Linked DNA regions of Homo sapiens: region 2 is linked to region 1. The links are chromatin loops, found by intact Hi-C in ENCODE. Cell type or tissue: Calu3. All regions are shown on one strand. Links, peaks and the distances in the headings refer to the core of each region. The heading gives the core; the rest is flanking DNA. Region 1 overlaps TLCD4 (TLC domain containing 4). Region 2 overlaps TLCD4-RWDD3 (TLCD4-RWDD3 readthrough).

Region 1 (5,384 bases), core at 269-5,268:
AGCGCTGTCATAACAAAGTACCAAAAAGTGGGTGGTTTAAGCAACAGAAATGTATTGTCTCACAGTTACGGAAGCTAGAAGTCCAAGATCAAGGGTTTAACAGGGTCATGAGCTCTCTGCAGGCAACTAGGGAAGAATCTGTTCTAGGACTCTCTGCCAGCTTCCTGCAGTTCCTTGGCTTGTGGCAGCCTAACTCCAGTCTCCACGTGGCATTATCCCTGTGTGCATGTCTGTCCAAATTTCCCCTTTTCACAAGGAGACCAGTCATAGTGGATTAGGGGCCCACCATATTTTAATACAAACTCATCTTAACTAACTACATCTACAATGACCCTATTTCCAACTGAGGTTACATTCTAAGGTACTGGGAGTTATGACTTCAACCTATGAATTTTGGAGGGGACACAATTCAAACTGTAACAATGCCCAATCCCAAATTCTTTCCTGCCTATTGTGCAATATGTTCTGTTTTATCTCCCTAATTAAATTTTATGTGTCTTTCCCTCTGTCTATAACATATCATTATATACTAATATATATAAAATAACATAGATTTCCATATACAATAATAACTTTCCTTCTCAGTGATGTCTGGGACACTCTGGTGTTGATATCATAACTGTTCTCATTTTCATTATCTGAACTCTCAGAAAATACAGTCACAGTATTCACAGTGTGGTAGGTTAAACTAACACTATGTCAATACAAATCAAAACAGTTAATCCAACGGGCAATGTCAATGATAGACTGTTACTGCTCACAATTACAACACACTTAAGTTGCATCAGTGGATGATCCATTATTGTGAACTGCAAATCATAGCTGCCGTGATTTTTTTTGGTATCAGAGGAAGGGGTTTCCCGGGCTGCAGGATTTTCAGTGGTAAAATGGTACGACTAGGATAGCTCTGAACAGGCCACTCTCATCTTTGTTTTATTATAAATGCATTTAGGCTGGGCATGGTGGCTCACAAAAGTAATCCCAGCACACTGGGAGGCCAAGGCAAGAGGATCACTTGAGCCTAGAGGTTCGAGACCAGCTTGGGCAAACATAGCAAAACCCCATCTCTATACAAAAATTTAAAATAACAAATAAATAATTCATTTTAATACATATTCGAAATCACATTTGCGGCTAAAAAAAAGGGGGGGGATGAGAAAAGCACAAATGTCTGAGCCCTCTAATTTATTCAGCATAAAGAACCACTTTAAAGATAATAAGGAACAAATTGCCATTTGCATTTCAAACTCCTTAGGTATTTTGTGTGCTTTTTTTAATGAAAAAATTTGGTGGCTTGTTCAAAGTTTAGGTGAGTTTTCTCAAAAGACTTGCTTGGAATATTTAAGAAGAAGTTAAAATAACAAGTAAAGTAAAATAAGAGAAATGTTCTGTTTTTTTGCTATCTCTATAGTTAAATTCTGTAGCAAATTAGGGAAAAGGACAACTTTGGAAACAGTATACAACTAAAATATGACTCTTGAGGGGACAAAAAAATGAAAGGAAAAAGTTATTTTAATGAGATTCCTACTTGAGCCAGACACCAGACATAAACATCTTAGAAAGATTTGCATTATGGCTGGGCGCAGTGGCTCACACCTGTAATCCCAATACTTTGGGAGGCCAAAGTGGACGGATCACAAGGTCAGGAGATCGAGACCATCCTGGCTAATACAGTGAAACCCTGTCTCTACTAAAAATACAAAAAATTAGCCAGGCGTGGTGGCGGGTGCCTATAGTCCCAGCTACTCGGGAGACTGAGGCAGGAGAATGGCGTGAACCTGGGAGGCGGAGCTTGCAGTGAGCCGAAATCACGCCACTGCACTCCAGCCTGGGGGACAGAGCGAGACTCTTCTCAAAAAAAAAAAAAAAAAAGAATGATTTGTATTATTATAACCCCTCACTAAGACAGATTCATGTATGTAATAAACATGAAGCATTAAAAAAATTATAGGTGAACTTTTTATTCCTTAAGGATAATTTCTCTCATTCATAACACTGACTTTCTCCTGTCAAAGGTGATTTTTCTTCTGATCTATTTTTCCTAACAATTCTCTTTAGTTGTTCTAAGTCTATGGCATTCTATGTAACTACATTCAATGTTTAGAGAAGATGACAGACCAGACTGCTGCAAAATGTTACGAGTTAATGTGTTCCTAAGGTCAGCCAAAATTCTTGCTAAATTTCTTACTGTATCCTTCAAATAAATAGTTTTTCCAAAGATAAGATCAAATACCAAAATTTATTTTTATACAACTTATAAAGTATTTTAAAGCAGACTCCTCAAAGTCATGTAAAATATCAAAATACTATAGCAGCAACAGCCTAAGCCTTAATTAAATTTTAAAAACCATTTTAGGCTGGGCGCAATGGTGCACACCTGTAGTCTGACTCAGCTACTCAGAAGGCTAAGGCAGGAAGATCATGTGAACCCAGAAGTTTGAGGGTGTGGCTGTGAGCTGTGATCACACTACTGCATACCAGCCTAGGTGACACAGCAAAACCGTTTCTTTAAAAAAATTCTAAAAATTTCTCTCTAGTTAATATTAACTTTAAAAATAAAAAAAAAATCATGAAGTATACTATATTTAAGACCTTTTTTGAGAATTTAAAAGATTACTTTTTCCAACTCCTTTCATACTGGTAAAGAATTAAAAGTATTAACCAAAGTACCAAATTAATATCAGATAAAACCTGACTTCATGATTTTCATTAAGTATTAAAAGAGTCAGTGTAAAAATGGTAAATTTGATGTTATGTTCATCTAAACAACTTTGGCCAAAATGCAAATTTTCCATGCTTTGAGGAAATTGTCTCTTGAATTTGAAAAAAGTTGGGCATAACATCTTGGCTCTTCTAATTCCTCTCTCCTCTTCCCAAAGAGAATGGTTAGTTCTAGTACTTCTAGCCCAATGGTTCTCGTGTAGTTCCCAGATAAGCAGCATCAGCATGACCTGGGAACTTGCTAGATATGCATATTCCAGGGCCCCATCCAAGACATACTGAATGGGAAACCATGAGGGGTGGGAACAGCAGCTGTGTTTTGCAGGCCCTCCAGGTGAGTCCAAGGTACGTTAAAGTGAGAGAAGTGCTTTCCTAGTCTAGAAATAGCCAGCGATCTATAAGCCCCAAGGAGCTAGCTCCCTACTTCTCAGAAACTGCGCTGAGCAAAGGTTTACAAACACCCACCCCAGACTGCACAGCTCTTAAGGTGGACCTGCTACATTCCTCTAGAAAAGTTTTTCCTGACCCCTTAACTCTTAGCTGGGAGAACCCCCAGTCAATTGGCTCCGCAGATCTCTCTGCTTATCTGTGAGAGTACTTAGCTCCTTGCAAATATCTACATTTCCTGTTCCTTATTCACTGTTATATCCATAAAGCCTTACACAGTGCCTGGCCCATGTTTCCTGAGTTGAACCTTGCCTTCTCAGTGCTGTTAAACAAGCACATCACCTCTAAAGTCAAAATCCCAAGAGTCCTTCAGGCCTATTTCTGAGTGGGAGAGAGGATTATCAGAATATTAGCCTTTGGCTGGAGGTGGTGGTTCATGCCTATAATGCCAGCAGAGGCAGGAGGATCATTTGAGCCCAGCCAAGGCAACATTAGTGAGACCCCGTCTCTTAAAAAAAAAAAAAAAAAAAAAAAAAAAAAGCTCACTCACATTTCATTCCAAAAGAAAAGGAGAAAGCCATCCAGATTTTAATCTCATAAAGATATCAGTGGAACAGAATTAGAAGTTATCAAATTTGTTATGAGAAAATAAAAATGTCTGAATCTCCAAACACTGATACATTTAGAGTTAGTGAAGCAAGGCTGGTAAAAGTGGGTAAGCAAGTAGAAGAGGCAGGGGAATGTGGGACCATTGTAACAGAAGTAAAACATCTAGAAGCAGACAGTGAGCACACTTGCAAACTAAGGAGCAATAGGATGTAGTCTAAAAGAAAGACAAACCAGGGTTATAGCTCTGACCTTACTAGCTGTGTAACCTTGTGCCTATTACTGAACTCCTCTGATCCTATTCCAAGAAATCTATAATGAATGGTTAATACTTTTAAACAGGGCTGTTGTTAGGACTATATGGCTGCCATTACTACCATCATTGTCCTCATCACTTTATAAAACATAAAACGAGAGAGTTAAAATTAACGATAGATGGAAGTGTCTAAGAATGCCATTTGATACTGTTGGGGTGATGGTCCCAACACCAGGTCGTGGGGGTGACGAAGTCTGGCGGAGTCAAAGGAATGAAAAAAGACAGTTTACGAGAGAAAGTGGGTCCAGGGGGCCAACACTAAGTATGGAGGCTGCAAAGACCCTGAGCTCTGGAAGCCCAGACTATTTATTGGTGATCAAACAAAGAAACAGGTGGTGAGAATGTGGGGGTCGAAAGGGAGCGTTACATTAAGCACATGATTTACAGCTGTGATGGTTTAGCATATGCTCTGCTACTTGAGATAATGGAGAGCAGGTTCTTTTAACTCAAGATACAATCGATCCTGGGAGAGCAAGGAGCAAGGAGCCAGCAAGTCTAGACACATTCCAGAGCCAGGAGCCTTGGATTCTATCCAAGCCACGAGCGGTTTTATGCCCTGGGCTTAGATTACCGTGCGTCAGGGTAGCCTTCCACCCTTTGGCACAGAGCTTGGTGTTCCAAAGGCCACAAGGGGTTTTAGACCCTGGACCCCGCACATGTTCCAAGACTCTCTTACATTATGTCAGACATGCAAGCCCTGCCTCAGCTTCTCTCCCAACACTCAGCATTTCCCAACAGATACCACCACTATATCCCAATGCTGACAGAATTTCCAGAAATATTTATTGGCAAACTTTTTAAAACTTCCTCTATTTGAGCAAATTATTATTATAATTAAGCAATTACATTTTGGGAGGCAGGGATAGTTAAAAGCAATTAAGTTTTGGGAGGCGGAGACAGTTAATGACAATACGCCTGTGGTATGGAGGGCAGGATTTGAATCCTAGCTCTGGTGGCAACTTGGGGCAAAGCTAATCTAAATTTCGGTTTCTCCTTTTGTAAAATGGGCACAATGCCATCTTTATAGCAAGACTGACATGAGAATAAAATGAGACGCATACTGAGGGCCATCAGGAAAAATACTGATGGCCATCAGTATGCGGCACTCAAAAGAGAAGGCACTCAAAAGAGGAAAAAGAACTAGGTACAGTGGCTCATGCATATAATCCCAACACTTTAGGAGGTTGAGGCAGGAGGATCGCTTGAGATCAGGAATTCTGGGCCAGCCTGGTCAACATAGTAAGACCCCACGTCTACAAAAAAAATTTTTTTTTTAATTAGCCAGGCATGGTGGCGTGTGCCTATAGTCCCAGCTACTCAGGAGGCTGAGGCAGGAGGATCACTTGAGCTCAGG
Region 2 (5,384 bases), core at 385-5,384, 58 kb before region 1:
AAAGCAAATAAAATCTATGAGAATTTGCCACTGGCTCTGTGATCATACCCTTGTGTGGAAAGATCTGCCTCCATCATGTCCAAGTAATCTGCACTCCCTCCAAAATATCGGCTGCACTCTGCCATGCTTGATTTCTATGCATGAATGGTATCAAGACAGTTCCAGCTTGCTTTATGGGAACCCATCCATATGGCCCAAATCCACCAATATAAAAGCTCAATGCCTTCTCAATGTTATAAAAACAAGTCACTGGTATCATTGGGGTTTTTGAGTTTTTCTAGTTAAAATAGTATCCAATATTTAATTTTGGTGACTATTATAAATGGATTCTTCTTATTCATTATATTTTCCCACTGTATTACTAGTGTAGCCAGTTTTTATTATCTAAAAGAGGGCTGAGGATTGTGTGACTTAAATATCCTTTTCTCCAAACTCATAAAGGGACTATCCATGAGTAAACTCTGCCATTTTAGCAAAAGTGATTGAAAATGGAAAGACAGATGTATATCAAGGAACCACAGGTAAAACTGGGAAAATTAGACTTGGATTTCCTTTTTAAAAATTATAGTGGAAGGAGGGAAGAAGGTAGGAAGGGAAAGAGAAAGAGAAAAAAAAAGAGGTAGGAGGAAGAGGGGAAGGGGGAAAAGGAGGAGAAATAGGGAAAGAAAAGATTGATTTTTATGAGGCAAAAGAAGTCATGAGTTAGGAATTTGTCTTTATGTAAGGAAAAAGTAAAAAAGATTGACTTGCCTGCTTCTTAAATAAAGAAGTCTGAAACTTGATTCAATAACAATATGAGGTCTGAAATTTGATTCAAAATAATATAGGAGGGAGGAAGAGGCTATAGTGTGAGTGGGGCAGAAGCTGATCATAGGTTAATGATTGGTGGGGTGGAGTGATGGGTACATGAAGATTCAGTATTTCATTCCCTCTACATTTGTGTATTTCATATTCTTTTTAATAAATGTTAATTTTTAAAATGTGTTCAGTAGATAATACATCAGGATATTTGAGTTTTGCCTAATGCTCAATTAAGGGAAAAAGGACAAAAATAAAGCAGGAAAATAGGGAAGAAAAAGGAAAACCGGGGCCAAATGGAGTGAATAGAGTTGGTGGATGATATTAAGAGACAGAAGATGACAGGTTCTAAAGTGATGTGTTTAACAGATGTATGATTTACGATTAGTTCAGGTGAAAAAAAGCACAGAGCCTAACAGTGCAGTGGCTTTAACAAGATACAATTGGTTTTCTCTTAAACGTTCAAGTGTGGAGGTAGGCAGAGCTTTGGTGCTCCCCGGTGTCAGGATATAAGTTCCATCTATTTTGTGGCTCTGCTCTGCACAGATTTGATTCCCATGGTCATGCTGTGGTTCAGGGTGGCTTTTGGAGCTCCGATCACGAGTCAGAAGAATGGGATTCAGTCCAATTTCATTGACTAGGACTCAGTCCCCATGACTGCTGCCAGTTAAAAGGGAGCTTGAAAATGTTGGTTTTAATCTGACAGGCCCTGTACTCATTAAGATGAGTTTGGGTCAGATGGATAGCTTGCAAATATTTTTTTTCCCATTCTGTAGGTTGCCTCTTCACTCTGCTGATTGCTTCCTTTGCTGTGCAGAGGCTTTTTAGTTTGATGTAATCCCATTTGTCTATTGTTTATGTTGCCTCTGCTTTTGAGGTCTTACCCAAAAAATCTTTGCCTAGACCAATGTCCTGATCCATTTCCCCTATGTTTGCTTCTAGTAGTTTCATAGTTTCTGGTCTTAAATTTAAGTCTTTAATCTATTTTGAATTGATTTTTGTATATGGTGACAGATAGGGATCTAGTTTGTCTCTACTAGAATTTAAAGTTCCAGTAAGCTTCCAGGGGCCTTATCATGCTTGTTCACCTCTGTATCTTCCATACCTTAAACAGTGCCTGGCAGATTAGGAATTCGATACATATTTATTGATACAAATAAACTCATCATAAAGTTCATAAATTCTTGATAAAATAACTTAGACTTAACAAGCACCTACTATATGCTAGTCATTTTGTAAAATTTCAGGTGTTTTTGTGAGTGAATGAGACATAGTCACTGCCCTCCAGGCACTTGGAATCTAATCCCAGAGGGGCACCAGCATTTCCTGGGATAAAGTGATGAAGGTCCTGCCAAAGAAGTAAAAAACCATTGGAGAAGGCCTAGGATGCCTGGTTTGGCCATTGTGATAGAGGTTCCCCATCATAGGGTAAGCGGGGGAAGAAGAAAGCTTAAGGAAATGTGGCTGGAAAGATAGATCTCTGCCTTTATTCTTCAACAAGCACTTATTGAGCACCTTACTATGTGCCAAGTATTGCACCAGGTCCCAGGGAAACTGGTTTGCAACAGGATCTCTTAGAAGTTGTAGTATAGTGGGAGAGACAGGTCTTAAAAGATCATACATGGCCGGGCGCGATGGCTCACGCCATCGAGTGATTGCTGTAATCCCAGCACTTTGGGAGGCCGAGACGGGAGGATCACGAGGTCAGGAGATCGAGACCATCCTGGCTAACACGGTGAAACCCCGTCTCTACTAAAAAAACAAAAACATTAGCCGGGCGTGGTGGTGGGCGCCTGTAGTCCCAGCTACTTGGGAGGCTGAGGCAGGAGAATGGCGTGAACCCGAGAGGCGGAGCTTGCAGTGTGCCTAGATCGCGCCACTGCACTCCAGCCTGGGGCGACAGAGCGAGACTCCGTCTCAAAAAAAAAAAAAAAAAAAAAATCATACATGTGGTCATCTGCAGCCTGTTGAAATCATGGGAGTAGATGATTGCCGGTCTGAATCTCAAGAATTTCACAATGACGGTGATGTACTTCCTGGCAATGAAACAAAGAAGCACTATTTTGCTCGTGTTTCTAACACAATCTGGATCAAAACAATAACCCCTTTGTGGGAGTGTTTCTGCATTTCCCTGTTGTTTTTCACTTTTTAACATTATTTCCTTCTGTTTTTAGTGGGGAAAAAAAGTCAATAGAAAAAATCTCCCTTGTAGCACAATTGCCACCTGCTAATACCACATTGGCTTTTGTTTCTGTCTGTCTGACTGCCCCTCTCTCTCTCTCTCTCTCTACGTCTCTCTGTGTGTGTTTCTATCTCTCTGCCTTAGTGATATAAAAGCTATCTAAGAATAAAAGGCTAGGCTATAATACTTTGTCATTTGTTGTTTTAGGTAAAATCCTTGTCTATTTACGTGATTCTCATTGCTGTTCAAAACATTAATTAGCCAGACATTTTTTCACTGATAGCTTCATTAGTTTCAAAATGAACATTATACTTCCAGATGAAACACAGCCAGAGCTTCTACTCTTGGGATCATATTACCACATACTTTGTCATTACCTCTTTCCCCTTTTTCCTAAGATAATTCCTTACTTCTCCCTCTGGTGAACTCTTATTCATTCTTCAGGTCTGAATTCCACTCATCCTATACTTCCCCATCACTTATCGTAGGGAACTGTATTTGCTTATATGTCTATAATCCCAGTAGATTATGATTTTCATGAGATGAGGGTGCATTTCTATGTCATCTTTGGTTGTATCTCCAACTTTTAGCACAGGGCCTGGCATATAAAAGGCATTCAATATTTGTGGAATGAGTCAAGAATGAATTAATGCATGGTTATAGTGTATAAGTAAATAGGTTATGGTTCACTTTTCTTATTACCTCCACTCTGATTTCTACCAGATTTTATCATACCTTGAACATGTTGACACACATCAGTGTTAAGCAGGCAGATTAATACTGATGTCTTTACTTGATTCACATTGAGAGTAGTGAAGAAAATACAAATGGGCAAATGCAACAATGGATTAATCCTAACGAAGCCCCACAGCTTCATACGGGGAGCTGAAAAGAGGAGTGCATGTCACCTTTACAGTAACTTTTCACATTTGACTAACAGTTGCTCACAGTTACCACTTCACTTGATTGTATTATGCGCAAATAAAAATGGCTTTTAAAGTAATTTAAAGCTACTATGCAATATAAAGTTTTGACATTACTGGGTTGAGTCTGGAAGTCATGTGGTAGGTAAATCTATATAGTGTTTATGTCCCAAACTGTAATGAGATACCCCATGGTACCTGATCCAGGCTAGCTAGAAATCTATCCTATTTCCACCTGAATAAGTGAGTAGGGTATAATGTTCTGTTACTATACAAGTTACTACTAATTATTTTTAAAATAAGTCACTCAAGGCAAGTGATGTATAACAATATAACCACAGTAATTAAAATTAAGAAGAGGCACTTAGATATCTTAGTCTGTAAGTCATGATCTCTTAAGAAGCTTCTTTTTCTTTTCTTTTTTTATTTTTCTGATGCTTCTCCTTTTATTTTTCTGATACTTCAATATGTTGTTGACCATGGCTTAAATTAACAGATCAGATTATGTTGAAGGGGGCAGGGGATTCACTGGAGAGGGACCCAAGGGAACTTTTTATTGTTGATTAAAATGTTCTGTTTCTTAATTGGGGTAGTAGTTACATGAGTTTAAGCCATTTAACTGTATCTTTAAGAGCTGTGCATTTTATTTTATGTACATCTCAATTTTTAGAAGTATTGGGGGAAAACAGACAGGTAAGCAAGTTCATAATATTTTCATAAGATTCCTGTTTTTTTCTGAATTTGAGCTGAATATGCTCTCAGCTTAAAAATTGAAGGGAATTTATTCTTTTAAAAAACATGTAAGCTTTGCTACTGCTTGATTTTTATGTTATAACAACAAATCTTGGCAAGAAAAAATACAGGTTTCAAGTGTCTTCAAATGGCACCAATCTGTCTCTGTGAATGAAATGCTAATAGAACTGAAGAAAACCAAATCTTCACTTAGGGAAAATTGTTTTTAGCCTAAAAGCTCAGCCTACCATTGTCTGTTAATATTAACCAAAAGAAAAAAAAATGATTGATTCAAATACACCTCATTTTACACAGACTGAGTAGTTACTCAAATTTTTTATTTTTTTTTTTTGAGACCAAGTCTTGCTGTCACCAAGGCTGGAGTGCAGTGGCACAATCTCAGCTCACTGCAACCTCCACCTCCTGGGTTCAAGTGATTCTCTTGCCTTAGCCTCCTGAGTAGCTGGGACTACAGGCATGAGCCACGATGCCTGCCTAATTTTTTTGTATTTTTAGTAGAGACAGGGTTTCACCATGTTGGCCAGGCTGGTCTTGAACTCCTGACCTCAAGTGATCCACTCACATCAGCCTTCCAAAGTGCTAGGATTACAGACAGGAGCCACTGCAGCCAGCAATTATTCAAATAATTTTTAATGCATTAAACAAACTCGCTATTTCAAATAATTTTATAATTATATTTATTTATTTATTTTTTTTTTTTTTTTTGAGACGGAGTCTCGCTCTGTCGC

Evidence for each region. A loop is a pair of places that touch in the nucleus more often than their neighbours do. Peaks named below come from ENCODE experiments on the same cell type or tissue, not always from the same donor. Only the 100,000 strongest peaks of a DNase experiment are listed, where the experiment ranks them.
Region 2: a loop joins it to region 1, with 8 times the contacts of the local background. A loop is called at or near these places in 9 of 110 quality-filtered maps.

What each region holds. Positions count from the first base shown.
Region 1 is chr1:95,166,819-95,172,202 of GRCh38, reverse strand. All of the region lies in intron 5 of TLCD4 (TLC domain containing 4), which reads right to left. The region is part of intron 5 of TLCD4-RWDD3 (TLCD4-RWDD3 readthrough); the gene reads right to left. All of the region lies in intron 3 of RWDD3-DT (RWDD3 divergent transcript), which reads left to right. Among named protein-coding and RNA genes, the nearest start is that of TLCD4-RWDD3, 52 kb to the right of the region's middle. In Calu3, for the core only: no CTCF peak of the experiment used is centred there; DNase peaks (open chromatin) are centred at 2,432, 3,062 and 4,582.
Region 2 is chr1:95,225,229-95,230,612 of GRCh38, reverse strand. All of the region lies in intron 6 of TLCD4-RWDD3 (TLCD4-RWDD3 readthrough), which reads right to left. The region is part of intron 1 of RWDD3-DT (RWDD3 divergent transcript); the gene reads left to right. Among named protein-coding and RNA genes, the nearest start is that of RWDD3-DT, 6.1 kb to the left of the region's middle. In Calu3, for the core only: no CTCF peak of the experiment used is centred there; a DNase peak (open chromatin) is centred at 2,772.